2 separate regions of the Homo sapiens genome follow, and region 1 is linked to region 2. A link is a contact called in ENCODE Hi-C or POLR2A ChIA-PET data. All regions are on one chromosome and are shown on one strand. The core of a region is the stretch at or near the end of the contact, and the rest is flanking DNA. Distances in the headings are between cores, read along the strand shown. Region 1 holds the start of DYNC2I1 (dynein 2 intermediate chain 1). Region 2 holds the start of PAXIP1-AS2 (PAXIP1 antisense RNA 2).

What was found. A loop is a pair of places that touch in the nucleus more often than their neighbours do. ChIA-PET counts read pairs that join two places held with the same protein, here RNA polymerase II (POLR2A). Pooled maps may share reads with other maps.
Region 1: a loop to region 2 is called in a pooled map, with 6 times the contacts of the local background. The contact joins the promoter of DYNC2I1 here to the promoter of PAXIP1-AS2 in region 2. A Hi-C loop is called at or near these places in 1 of 50 pooled maps. POLR2A ChIA-PET finds 5 or more read pairs at or near these places in 2 of 52 experiments (PC-3 and activated B cell).

What each region holds. Positions count from the first base shown.
Region 1 is chr7:158,852,021-158,858,424 of GRCh38, reverse strand. It overlaps DYNC2I1 (dynein 2 intermediate chain 1), which reads right to left and starts at 1,867. Exons shown (of 25, transcript NM_018051.5): 1 at 1,675-1,867. The coding sequence starts at 1,689. It overlaps LOC124901796 (a long non-coding RNA gene), which reads left to right and starts at 1,903. Exons shown (of 2, transcript XR_007060627.1): 1 at 1,903-2,044; 2 at 3,029-3,287. RefSeq lists an enhancer at 450-991 and a silencer at 1,342-1,811.
Region 2 is chr7:154,922,880-154,929,766 of GRCh38, reverse strand. PAXIP1-AS2 (PAXIP1 antisense RNA 2) reads right to left here and starts at 1,250. Exons shown (of 8, transcript NR_024476.1): 1 at 1,000-1,250; 2 at 743-811. RefSeq lists enhancers at 620-839, 990-1,089, 1,110-1,169.

The sequences.
Region 1 (6,404 bases), core at 618-3,117, 3.9 Mb before region 2:
TTTGACCCTGACACCAGAAACATTGTTCCCTGAGTAGAGTGAGCTTAGAATACAGGACTCCATTGTATCTATTGGTCCAATCTGACTATTTGGTTCTGCAATGAAAACGTATATAACCATGATGTTATAGTGTTTATTGGTTTTCATTTTTAAAATCAACCTATAAACAAATCACGGACAATGTAAGTTACAGAGTAACTTAAAGAAATGTAAAGAGAATAGCATAGAAGATGACAGGGTCAGGAAATTAGTGGGTTTAGGGAGAAATGGGGAGTGCAGGGCAGTAGCTTCTTAATCTTAACTAGGGGAAAGTTAAAAAATACTATCTAAGGTTGGCCTAGCGCGGTGGCTCACGCCTGTAATCCCAGCACTTTGGGAGGCCAAGGCGGGCGGATCACCGGAGGTCAGGAGTTCGAGACCAGCCTGACCAACATGGAGAAACCCCATCCCTACTAAAAATACAAAAATTAGCCAGGCATAGTGGCACCTGCCTGTAATCCCAGCTACTCGGGAGGCTGAGGCAGGAGAATCGCTGGAACCCAGGAGTTGGAGGTTGCGGTGAGTAGAGATCGTGCCACTGTACTCCAGCCTGGGCGACAAGGGGAATTATCTTTAAAAAAAAAAAAAAAAAAAGGCCGGGTGCAGTGGCTCACGAAGTCAGGAGATCAAGACCATCCTGGCCAACACGGTGAAACCTCATCTCTACTAAAAATACAAAAATCAGCTGGGCTTGGTGGCGGACATCTGTAATCCCACCTACTCGGGAGACTGAGGCAGGAGAATCTCTTGAACCCTGGAGTCGGAGGTTGCAGTAAGCCAAGTTCGTGCCATTGCATTCCAGCCTGGTGACAGAGTGAGACTCCATCTCAAAAAAAAAAAAAAAACAAAAACCTAAGGTTTATATAACATAAAATACAAATTAAGGAGTATTATTCAACACATAAAGGTAAGTGATGGGGAAAAAATAATAGGAGTGAAGGTAGAAGAAAATGTATGCAAATTAAATTCCTCATCTTTCAGTGGGGAATCAATAGATAAGAATAATACAGTAATATCTAACATTTATTGAGTGTTAATGAAAGCAGGCACTGGTCTATGCACTTTTACACATAATATCTCACTTAACCTTCTTAAACACCCTATAATGTTGCTATTATTATTGTGCCCATTGAATGAATTAGGAAACAAGACATGTTAAGTGAGTTTGCCAAGGTCATACAAGTAAATACAAAATCCTGAATTCAAACTCAAGCACCCAGGCTGCACTCTCTCAACCTCTTAAACTGTGACAAGTCATATTTAAACTTAAGTCAGCTAAAATTTAATAAACTTTTAAATATGTCTCCTCAGCCACCCCGGCCCCGCAGCAGGGGCCGAGGCCGCCTCCAGGCCGGGCGCGAGGAGACGGGCCGCGGCGGCGACCCCAGGCCTGAGGCTGCACAGACCGCCTCTCCCGACCGCCGGGAGCCCGGCGTCCTGCCATCCCTCGCGCCGACGGCCAGCCGCGCCTCCGTTTCCCTTCCTGCCTCGGAGGCACCGCGGCTCCTCCGGGAAGCCCCGGCCCGGCCGAGAGAACCGCTGCGCAAAGGGAGGGCGGCGGCGGCGCTGCTAGCGGCGCCCGAAGGAGTCCGCGAAGCTCGACCACCCCTCGCCCAGACCCAGCGCCGCACCGACCTTCCCGGGCTCCATCGCTTCCCGCAGGCCCGGGCGGCCGCGGTGTCCTCGGCCCCGGCCAGGCGCGGTCCACCCCGAAGAGGCCACCTGTGCCCCGCACCCTTCGGGAGGCGCGTCCCAGCGCCTAGCAACCGACAAGCAGGAGCAGCAGAGGGCCCAGAAGCACTGCCCAGCGTGCCCTGCGGCCTCTCCCAGTGCGCCTGCGCATCCCCGGCATTTTTAGCACCTGGCAGGCAGGAGCAGGGGAAGGCCGAGTGGTCGCTGCTCGGCGTGCCCGCGGCCCCTCCCAATGCGCCTGCGCTTCCCCGGCTCCTAGCAACCGCCAGGCAGGAGCAGCAGAGGACCGAGCGGTCGTTGGTCTCCCCAAGGGGTAGGTGCAGTACCCTGACTTGGGGTGCAGGGGCTCTTGACTCGCCCCAACCCGCCCCGGGTTCCCACGGGACCGGACTGACAGTCGGGGAAGATAGAAAGGGAGAGCAGATATTGAAAAGAGCTTTACGTTTGAGGCCGAGCGCGGTGGCTCACCCCTGTAATCCCAGCACTTTGGGAGGCGGAGGCGGGTGGATCATGAGGTCAGGAGATCGAGACCATCCTGGCTAACACGGTGAAACCCCGTCTCTACTAAAAATACAAAAAAAAAAAATAGCTGGGCGCAGTAGCAGGCGCCTGTAGTCCCAGCTACTCGGGAGGCTGAGGCAGAAGGATGGCGTGAACCTGGGAGACGGAGCTTGCAGTGAGCGGAGATCACGCCACTGCACTCCAACCTGGGCGACAGAGCGAGACTCTGTCTCAAAAAAAAAAAAAAAAAAAAGAAAAGAGCTTTACATTTGAATAAGGCTTTGCACTTAACAAATTATATTCCCATATGTCGTCTTTTGATAAAAACAAGCAGTAAGGTAGGCAGGAATCAACGTTGAGAGACTGTTTTTATACAACACGTAAGGGAAAATCAAAAACTCTCAGGACCTCCGAACTCCTTCAGCCAAAGGGAAAGTTAGGGCTGAAAGCCTGAAACCGCCTTTTCAAAATTATGACTGAGGCAGTAAAAGAGGTGTAACTTAACCCACAGCATCTTGCTTCTGACCTCCAAGCTGTGCTTGTTCCTTCCTGGCAGTAGGCTGAACTAACTTTGGGAGAAACTTAGTTTATATTTTATAATTTAAACACAGACGGTAACAGCCCTTTCCCAAAGCAGGCCTTCTTGCCTGGGGACTTGATTGCCTTTGTAGGACTGATGTTAGCCACAAGATTAGAAATTACGTTTTAGGAGTAGTTTCTAATATGCAGCTGGAGGCTACAATATTCTGACCCTCCCTAAACTGCTCCTAAGATCAGTGCTTGAGATATTTTGCAGAACCTGCACTTGATGGATCAGCTGGCACCACCCAGATCAATAAACTGGCTCATCAGATCTTGTGGCCCCTCACCCAGGAACTGATAAGGGCAAGAAGACCGCTTTGACTCCCTATGATTTCATCTCTGACCAATCAGCACTCCTGGCTCACTGGCTTCCCCCCACCCAAGTTATCCTTGAAAACTCTGATCCCTGAATGCTTCAATGCTCAAGGAGATGGATTTGAGTAATAATAAAACTCTAGTCTCCTGCACAGCCAGCTCTGTGTAAATTACTCTTTCTCTATTGCAATTCCCCCATCTCGATAGGCTCTGTCTAGGCAGCGGGCAAGGTGAACCCCTTGGGTGGTTGCAAGCCGAGTCGCCCAACACCCTCTTCCAAATGCACAGCTGTTGCTTTGCAGGCTGCAAGGCTCCTGCCAGCCAGGCCCCCGTGAAGGCAGGGCCGGGCACCTTGGCCCCCACCAGTCTCCCAGGTGTAAATGTTTTGCCAGCCTGGAGACCTTTCAAGATGTGTGTCCTCACTTAAACAAAGACACGCCAATTGTAACTTTAGATCTGCAACTTAAGTCTGAAACTACCTCTGCAAGAATTAGAACTGAGAAAATTATGACAGTGAAAGAGATCTAACCTGACTCCATCTTGCTTCTAACCTCCAAGCTGTCCTTGTCCATTCCTGGTCGTAGAATAGTTTAACTTTGAAAGAAAGATAACAGCCCTTTCCCAAAACAAACCCCCTTCTCTTTTTTTATTATTATTATACTTTAAGTTCTGGGGTACATGTGCAGAACGTGCAGGTTTGTTACATAGGTATACACATGCCACGGTGGTTTGCGACACCCATCAACCCGTCATCTACATTAGGTATTTCTCCTAATGCTATCCCCCAGCCCCCCCCGACAGACCCCCACGTGTGATGTTCCTCTCCCTGTGTCCATGTGTTCTCATTGTTCAACTCCCACTTATGAGTGAGAACATGCGGTGTTTGGTTTTCTGTTCTTGTGATAGTTTGCTGAGAATGATGCAAACCCTCTTCTTGCTGGGGACTAGATGGCCTTTGGAGGACTAACAAATTAGCCATGAGATTAGAAATTATGGTTTAGGAGTCATGCAGCTAAAGGCCACAAGATTCTAAACCTCCTCAATTACTCCTAGGGATAATATCACTATTGTAAAACCTAAGATTGGTGCTTGAGACATTTTTCAGTCCCTTCACTCAATGGGTCGGCTGGTGCAACCCAGATGGATAAACTGGCTCATCTGGTCTTGTGACCCCCACTTAGGAACTGACTCAGCGCAAGAAGACAGCTTGGATTCCCTGATTTCATCTCCAATCCTACCAATCAGCACTCCCCACTTCTCAACGCCCCCCCACCCACTAAATTATCCTTCAAACTCCAATCCTCAAATTTTGGGGGACACTGATTTGAGCAATAATAAAACTCCACTGGGCATGGTGGCTCATGCCTGTAATCCCAGCACTTTGGGAGGCTGAGGCAGGCAGATCACCTGAGGTCGGGAGTTTGAGACCAGCCTGACCAACATGGAGAAAGCCCGTCTCTACTAAAAATACAAAATTAGCTGGGTGTGGTGGTACATGCCTGTAATCCCAGCTACTTGGGGGCTGAGGCAGGAGACTCTCTTGAACCCAGGAGTGGGAGGTTGCAGTGAGCCAAGATCGCGCCACTGCACTCCAGCCTGGGCAACAAGAGCAAAACTCCATCTAAAAAAAAAAAAAAAAACCTCTGGTCTCCCATACAGCCGGCTCTGCGTGAATTAAATTCTTTCTCTATTGCAATTTCCTATCTAGATAAATCATCTCTGTCTGAGCAGCCGGCAAGGAGAACCTGTTGGGCGGTTACAAGTCCAGCTCATAAAAACTAAGGTCTAAAACGAAAGACTGTTCAACTTCACACTGATAATGACCAAGAAAACCTTGGTCACCCCATGCAGATGAGGCCTCCAGGTAGCAGGCTTCAGAGAGAATCGACTGTAAATGCTTCTTACCAGACTTAAAGAAGCCTGTTCCATCCGTGATTCCAAAAGGGAGGAGGGTATCATGAGGCATGTCCATCTCCCTCTTCCCATCATGTCCTGAACTACTTCTTCAGGTTAAGTTTGGAATGCCCTTGGCCAAGGAGGAGTGGTCCATTCAGATGGTTGGGGGTCTTACAATTTTATTTTTGGTTTACATCCTCCCCTTGTGGCCAACATTTGTCAGAGGCAACACCAGTGGCCACCAAGCTTTTGTTTTGTTCCATAGCATTGCCAGGGTGACATGGCTGCCTGCCCTGGATCTGTCCTGTCTCTCAGCGGGACACCCTATGGCCAAGAGACTTAGAGTCAAAAGACTTGTAGCCAATTAAAATGTTCTAGGCCAAATGGGAATGGACACAGACAAGCATTCATTAACCCTTAAAAATTTAAGTAAAAAGCCAACAAACAAAAAGCCAAGGGCGAGGTTACAAACCTGACTGAGCTACTGTAATCTTGGTTTTAGTTACAGACTTATAGCAATTAGCTATACAGAACATAAGCATTGTTAAAACCTTTTAAGCTAAGGATTTTTAGAGACTTTTGTTGTGCTGCAATGCTTTTTATTGTCCTTTAGTAATTTGTCCTAAAATGGCTAATAAAATTTTTTATTTTTATTTTTTTGAGACGAAGTCTCGCTCTTGTCCCCCAGGCTAGAATGCAATGGCGCGATCTCAGCTCACTGCAACCTCCGCCTCCAGGGTTCAAGCAATTCTCCTGCCTCAGCCTCCTGACTGGCTGGGACTGCAGGCACCTCCCACCACGCCTGGCTAATTTTTGTATTTTTGGTAGACACGGGGTTTCACCATGTTGGCCAGGCTGGTCTCGAACTCCTGACCTTGTGATCTGCCCACCTTGGCCTCCCAAAGTGCTAGGATTACAGGCGTGAGCCACCATGCCCAGCCGGTCTGAACTAATTCTCTCCCTCAAAACCAGCGCTTACAGGCCGGGCGCGGTGGCTCATGCCTGTAATCCCAACACTTTGAGAGGCCAAGGCGGGCGGATCACAGGGTCAGGAATTCAAGACTAGCCTGGCCAACATGGTAAAACCCCGTCTCTACCAAAAATACAAACATTAGCCAGGCATGGTGGCAGGCACCTGCAATCCCAGCTACTCAGGAGGCTGAGGCAGGAGAATCGCTTGAAACCAGGAGGCAGAGGTTGCAGTGAGCCAAAATCACACCACTGCACTCCAGACAACAAGAGCAAAACTCCATCTAAGAAAAAAAAAAACAGCCCTTAGAATCTCAGGCGCCCAGCTCTTCTGCTATGGTCCCTGGCCCTAGAGGGAGGGTGCCTGTGTAGGGTTAGCAGGGCACTGGCCATGAAAACAGATCAGGCAC
Region 2 (6,887 bases), core at 1-2,500:
TTCTGTCTATATTATTCCTGCCTGGATGACATAGTGAGGTCTTCACTGCTGGAGAAGGGAGGGCTGGTGGGCCAGAGGGGAGACCCTGCAGAGGTGTGCAGTGTCCTTCTCTGCTGTTCATCTCAACCCGCTGTGTTAGGAAACCAGGAGGAAGCCCTACCTGGAATGAAACAGGTGCCTAGAATGAAGAGGGTAAGGACAAGGTTTAAGACTGTGACACCTGTTGCTTAAGAGACGCATTTAGGAGTGTGGCATGTAGATCCCAAATGTCCGTTTTGTAAAAGTTGTTGTTATTGTTTCACTTTTGTTGTTGTTGTTTGTTTGTTTTGAGATAGAGTCTCACTCTGTTGCCCAGGCTGGAGTGCAGTGGTGCAATCACAGCTCCCTGCAGCCTCAACCACCTGGCTCAAGCACTCCTCCCACCTCAGTCTCCCGAGTAGGCGGGGCCACATGTGTGCACTGCCATTCCTGGCTAAGTTTTCTTTTAATTCTTTGTAGAGACAGGGTTTCCCTATGTTGCCCAGGCTGGTCTTGAACTCCTGGCTTCAAGCAATCCTCACACTTCAGCCTCCTAAAGTGCTGGGATTACAGGCGTAAGCCACCACGCCCAGCCTGTTGTTATTGCTTTGAAGGAGTTCAGGAAATGCCACCCCCATGGCACTTGGGAGTGCTGATCCCTGTGAGCTGAGGGCACTTGGGAATCAGCGGATGCAGGCAGAGGTTTCCTCTGAGCTCCCCTTACCTGCCTGAAGACGGATCCTCCAAAAGGAACTCAGCTGTCATGAATCGCCTCCCCAGGAATCTCGTCAATCTGGGAGGATTAACACAGATCACAGGAGAGGACACTGGAGGTGACATCAGCCCAGATGACTATCACCCGTTCTCCCGAAGGCGGCTCTGAGATGTTTACGACCTCAGAGACATTTCATCCACAGAGCAGCACAACCTTTACTCACCAGACAGTCCCTCCCCAGGCTCTCCCATCACTTGTGTTCTCACCTCCCCTGGAAGCCCCGGGAACTTCGAAGTAGGCTTCTGTGGACTCCTGCCACTTCATCAGTAGCTGGGGCCCTGGTACCAGCACAAACTGCTTGCATCCAACTGACTTCACCAGACATACGGGCGTCTTTGGTAAGACCGCTCTCAGGTTTTGAATCTCCCAGGTTTGGGCTGAGATTCAGATTTTATTTAAGTAAATGAATTTCATGCTCAGTGGGACTGATATTGAAGCCGCCATTTAGGGCTTTAAGGCAGGAGTTTCGCGTCATTTCTCTAAAGATTCTGCTATTGGCAGGTTTGTGGTTTCACTTTTCTATTAGGTTAAGTTTTCGTTCGTCTTACTTGCTCTTTTGTAACCTTTTCTCTCATTGGACATTTTACTTGCTCAAGTTTGTAACCTTTTCTCTCATTGGACATTTTTTTACTTGCTCAAGTTTGTAACCTTTTCTCTCATTTGACATTTGGTTAAAGAGAAAGCAGTTTTCTTTGTAAAAGGAGAAAGTGAATGTTTGTGGCTTAAGCCAAATTTGTGGCTTTAAACCAGCCAGGCTTTGGATCTTGGTTAACATTGAGATTTAAAGTTTCTTCCTGAGTCACCCAAAATTTGTAAAAGGTTGGAATGAGGACGTGATAAGCTGAAGACAAAAAGGACTCTTTCTCCCAGCTGAAAGGCACCTTAGGCAATGGAGGTAACACAAGGGTGTGGAAGCTCACAACAAACCCCAGAGAAGAACTCACAGGGAGAGCTGCTTAACCCCCGGGGCACACAACACACAAGGGGTTCGTCACCCAGTGCCTTGAACTCCCAGAAATGTCTGGGTTTCTCTGAGGTAGGTAAGAGGGAAGAAGCTACTTGTAGGTGATACCTCCAGGAATAATCCCTACTAAGCAGCACACTGGACCCCAAACACTTTTCCCTTTTAGCCTTTGGGCATTTTAAAAGAGAATCCAAATTATGAGCAATTATCCATCTATAACCAAGCCCTCATTAAGCAATGCACCTTTGGAAACTCCAGCGGGGTTTATGTACAAGACTTATGGCGCCACCTCCTGTCGATAGTTGGAGAAATGGTCTTATTTGACCTAAGAAGATCCTAAATTACAATGATCAAAGAGAATTATCTTTGAAATAGCTAGATTAGTTTATTTATATGCACAATTTTAAAAAGCCAGCTATGGAATCAAATAAAATAATTAAGAGAGTTACTTCCAATGGCACCCAGAAGCATCCAAAAGAGGTTTTGACAGAATTCTTCCCTTAGAGGAAGAAAATAAAAAGCACTCTAAAACCATTACTGAATTTTAAAAAACACTGAAATGTCTTCTTCTCTCCCTGCTCCCCTGTCTCTCTAAGCCTCCTTGTCAGAACTACCCAGCCCTGATTGACCTTCTCCTCCTCCTCCTCCTGCCCCTCCTCCTGCTCCCACTGGTTTGGCTCCATTTCATCCAGCATCTGGTAGAGGGGAACCTGCTTTATCAATCATGATCAAACTTACAGGCATAGTTAAAAGAATTCCTTGATCTTCACCAGGTTCCTATTGGTTTTGCTAGGAAATTTGAATTAAATATCCAAGCTTATGACCCTAGTTATTCTGACTTCTAGCAACAGATTCACATGTTAGTAGCAAAAATTAAAGCTAAAGGCTGGCTAGACAAAGCTCACTGGAGAAATCTGTTAGGGATCTTCATAAATGTTCAGAAGAGGACCATAGACAGGCTTGAAGAACAGCAAAGGCTTTGCATCAGGCTATCTCCTCAGTTTTTCAGAGTAGTCAACTGGAACAAAATACAATATCAACAAAATTCAGATGAGTCAGTAATATACTTTGAGGGCTGTGGAAAAAATTTTAAAGAATATTTAGTTTTATCCGAAGAAAGCTGTGCTAATCATCGAAATGATACTCGACTCCAGTTTAACAAATGAGTTAGATGAATTGGAACTAACAATGAAAAGACAAAGTTGGGCCACTTCTGATACTCATGATTTGGTCAGTCTCATTGACCGGTTATCTGATACCTTAACTGAAGAAGAAAGAGAGAGGGAAGCCAAACAAAAGAGCGAGGCTAATACAATTATGAATTTACAATTAAAACAACTATTCACACAATTTTGGCCTTCACAATACCCCTAGAAACTCCCTAATGGACCTAACCTTCCACTTTGCAATTTTTGCAAAAAGCATGATTACTTTCAAAAGAGTTGCCAAAAATGAAAAAGGAAAGAATGTTAACCAGTGGAGGCAGAAAAGAAAACAGGGGTGCTCCAAGGAACTTAAAGGGGCCTTTCATTTCCTCCTTACTAACACTGGGAGAAATAAAAATTATTATAAATGGAGAACTAACACAAGCACTTATTGACACTGGAGCCACATTATCTGGAATTAATCCCATCTTGGTACAAGGTCCCATTCCTTGCAGTAAACAAAGAATTCAAATGGTGGGCATCACAATCCTCCTGTATTGGCATACCAATCTCAGCCTGTAACCTTTCAACAGTGTTCGTTACAAGGAACTCATGCCCTCCTCTTTGTTCCATCAGACCCCATCCATTCAACAGGAAGAAACTGCTTAGAATTATGTGATACCCACATTTCTTTCTCTCAAAGGAAGGAAATATATTTAAAATTAGATTATAAAACTCAACTTTGAGACACAACAGATATTTTAATAAAATTTTCAAAATCTAATCCAATTGCAATCCATATTGCCATGAAAGACAATGAATTATTGCTTAATGAAGAATTACAAAATGTACTAAAGACAGTACTTGATCCATTGTGGTCAGTGTCCTCCATTGATATAGAAACTATCATCTCAGCTACTCCAATAAATATTTAAATATACCCATGGAAACATCTTCAAAATACAAGACAATACCCCTTGAGAACTAAAGCTCTAGGAGGGATAAAGCTTATAATGTCAGATTATATAGAAAGATGACTGTTCATTCCTTGTACAAGCCATTGTAATACCCCAATCCTCCTGGTAAGAAAACCAAATGTTAGAGAATGGAGGTTTGTACAAGACTTGAGAGCAATAAACAACATGGCAATCCCATGGCACCCTATACTGCACAAGCCTATGTTACTCACAGCCATTCCTTCTAATGTGGAATTCCTTACAGTCATAGACTTATGTAGTACATTCTTTAGCATTCTTGTAGACAAAAATAGCCAATTTCTCTTTGCCTTCACTTGGGAAAACAGACAATACACTGGGTCACACAGGCCTCCAAGGATATGCTGAAAGCCTGACTTACTTTTCAAAAATATTAAAAATAGGCCTCTCAGATGTTAATTTCCTGGAAATGCATACATTAATCCAGTAAATAAATGACTTCCATCTTGGAGAGCAAACAAGATGTTCTGTGAATGATGGGCTACATTTATTACAAAAGGCAGCCCTAAGAAAACAAAGTCTCTAAAGAGAAACTTCAATTTTGTCGAAGACAAGTGATATACTTAGGCCACCTAATATCCAAGGAAGGATGTTTTATTAATTCAGACAGACTAGAAAGGATCTCAGCTTTTTACAACCAAGAATGAAGAGATGGTTGAGTGGGATTTTAGGACTGGCAGGATATTGTAGAAATTGGATTCCAAATTTTTATTTAAAAGCCCAATCCTTATATGCCCTCCTTTTTGTTTTTAAGACAGAGTCTCACTTGGCTAATTTTTGTATTTTTACTTGAGACGGGGTTTCACCATGTTGGCCAGGCTAGTCTTGAACTCCCGACCTTCATTGATCCACCCATCTTGGCCTCCCAAAGTCCTGGGATTACAGGCATGAGCCACTGCGCCCACCTTCCTTATATGCCCTCTTAATAGAGAACTTTAAACCCTCTAGACTGGATAAAAGAAAGTCAACTAACATTAGAAATGACTAAGAATGGTCTTGCCAATGCCTCTTCTTTGGGGCATGTAAATTATAACCTCACATTTTCATTGTTTGTACATGAAAATGATGGAAATGCTTTAGATAATCTGACTCAGAAACATGAAGGCTGAAATAGACCTGTAGGGCATTACAGCCAACAGTTAGGCCCGGTAGCCAAAGGATTGCCTCTTTGCATGAGAGATATAACAGCAACCACCTTGTTCATTAAGATGACCCAAGGAACTGTGGTGGGAACTCCCCTTACTGTTTTTATCCCTCATTCTGTGGAAGCATCACTAAACTCACACCACACTGGACATTATTCAATTAGTAGACGAGCTTCACATGAGTTTTACTTCTTTCAGCTTCTCCTATCACCATCTCCAGGTGTAACCTAAATCCTGACACTCTTCTGCCTTCATTTTCAGATGAAACACTGCATAATCACATAGCCCCAGTTGATTGGCTCCTCTTTCCTAGGACTGACTTGCAAGAGACTCCACTGATTAATGCTGATGTTGTTTGAGTTACAGGCAGCTCTTATTTAAAGGATGGATCAGGGACTTACCGAGCAGGTTACACAACAGTATCTTCAACTGAAGAAATAGAAAGGCTTACCTTCCAGAAGCCACCTCACATCAACAAGCAGAATTGCATTGATCAGGGTTTGTCAGTTGGCGAAAGGAATAATTGTTGATAATATTCATTACTAATATTCAGTAAATATGCTTTCAGAGTAGCTCATGATTTTGGAATGCTATGGAAACAGAGGATTTTTCACCTCTTCTGGTCAATCCATAAAAAATGGACACCTCATTTCACAATTGTTGGGAGCCATATTATTACCAAAGTCACTGGCCATAATTAAAATTCCAGGCCATTCTAAATCAAACACTCCAGAAAGCAAAGGAAATCAGCTAGCTAATAAGGTAGTAAAAAGAGCTACTGTAAATGTATCTAAACAAGAAAAATAATCTACAGTAATCTTAAAAGAAACACCTGCATTTGTATAAAATTACCTCAATCTGGGCTCCAAAACCAGAACATAAAAGTTGGAAAGCAAAGAGGGGGAACATACTCCCCCAAAGACGAGGTATGATATGGATCAAACAACATGCTTCTACTTCATGCTGAATTTTTGTTATCATTTCTAACTTATGCACATGACATAACTCCCCAGAGCCTGACAGAGTGATTGCTTGAGGGAAACGATATTTTGGAAACCTTCTCTGACTGTAGCACACAGGATGTACAGTTGTTACCTTTGCCCCCAAAATAATCCAGGGAGGCCTCTGTCAAAGTATGGCAATTACATTCCGTCCAGTTGCCGCTCTCACAAATATACACATATATTTTGGTAATGATTGGCATGTTTTCTCATTGGGTGCAGGTGTTTCTATGTAGAAGAGCAATGACCTTAGGGTGAGTACAATTCTCTTAGAAAACATTATTGCAGCCTGGGGAGTTCCTCTGGAGCTTCATAATGACAGAGACACTGGGATCACTGGATAAGTCATCCAACCAGTACGTTAAATTTGGCCCATTCTCCAGTATTTCCATTGTGTTGACCACCCCCAGTCATCTGGGTTAGTGGACCACACAAACAGAATAATCAAAGCTCAACTGGCAAAATTAATGGAGGTCTTTCAAATTCCTTGGCTAAAAGCTCTTCCACTGTTTCTGCTTAATCTGAGGTCGATCCCTTTTGGTAAACACCAGTTATCTCCATTAAAAATTACAGCAGGCAGATCTATAGCCTTTAATAGTAAAGGAGACATATTTAGCTATTGCAATGGCTTAATGAGGCAATTAACTAAAAATTATGAATCGGTAGAAGAATCTTTTCACAGTGAGCTCCTGGGAGAAGAAAACTTCAAAGACCATGGACTTGACCCACGAGATTTCATCTATTGGACACAACATTTCTTAAATAACTCTCTTCAACCAAAATGGTATAGACCTTATTGAGTACTGCCTGCTAAACTTTGTGCTGCTGAAGTAGAAGGCAGTTA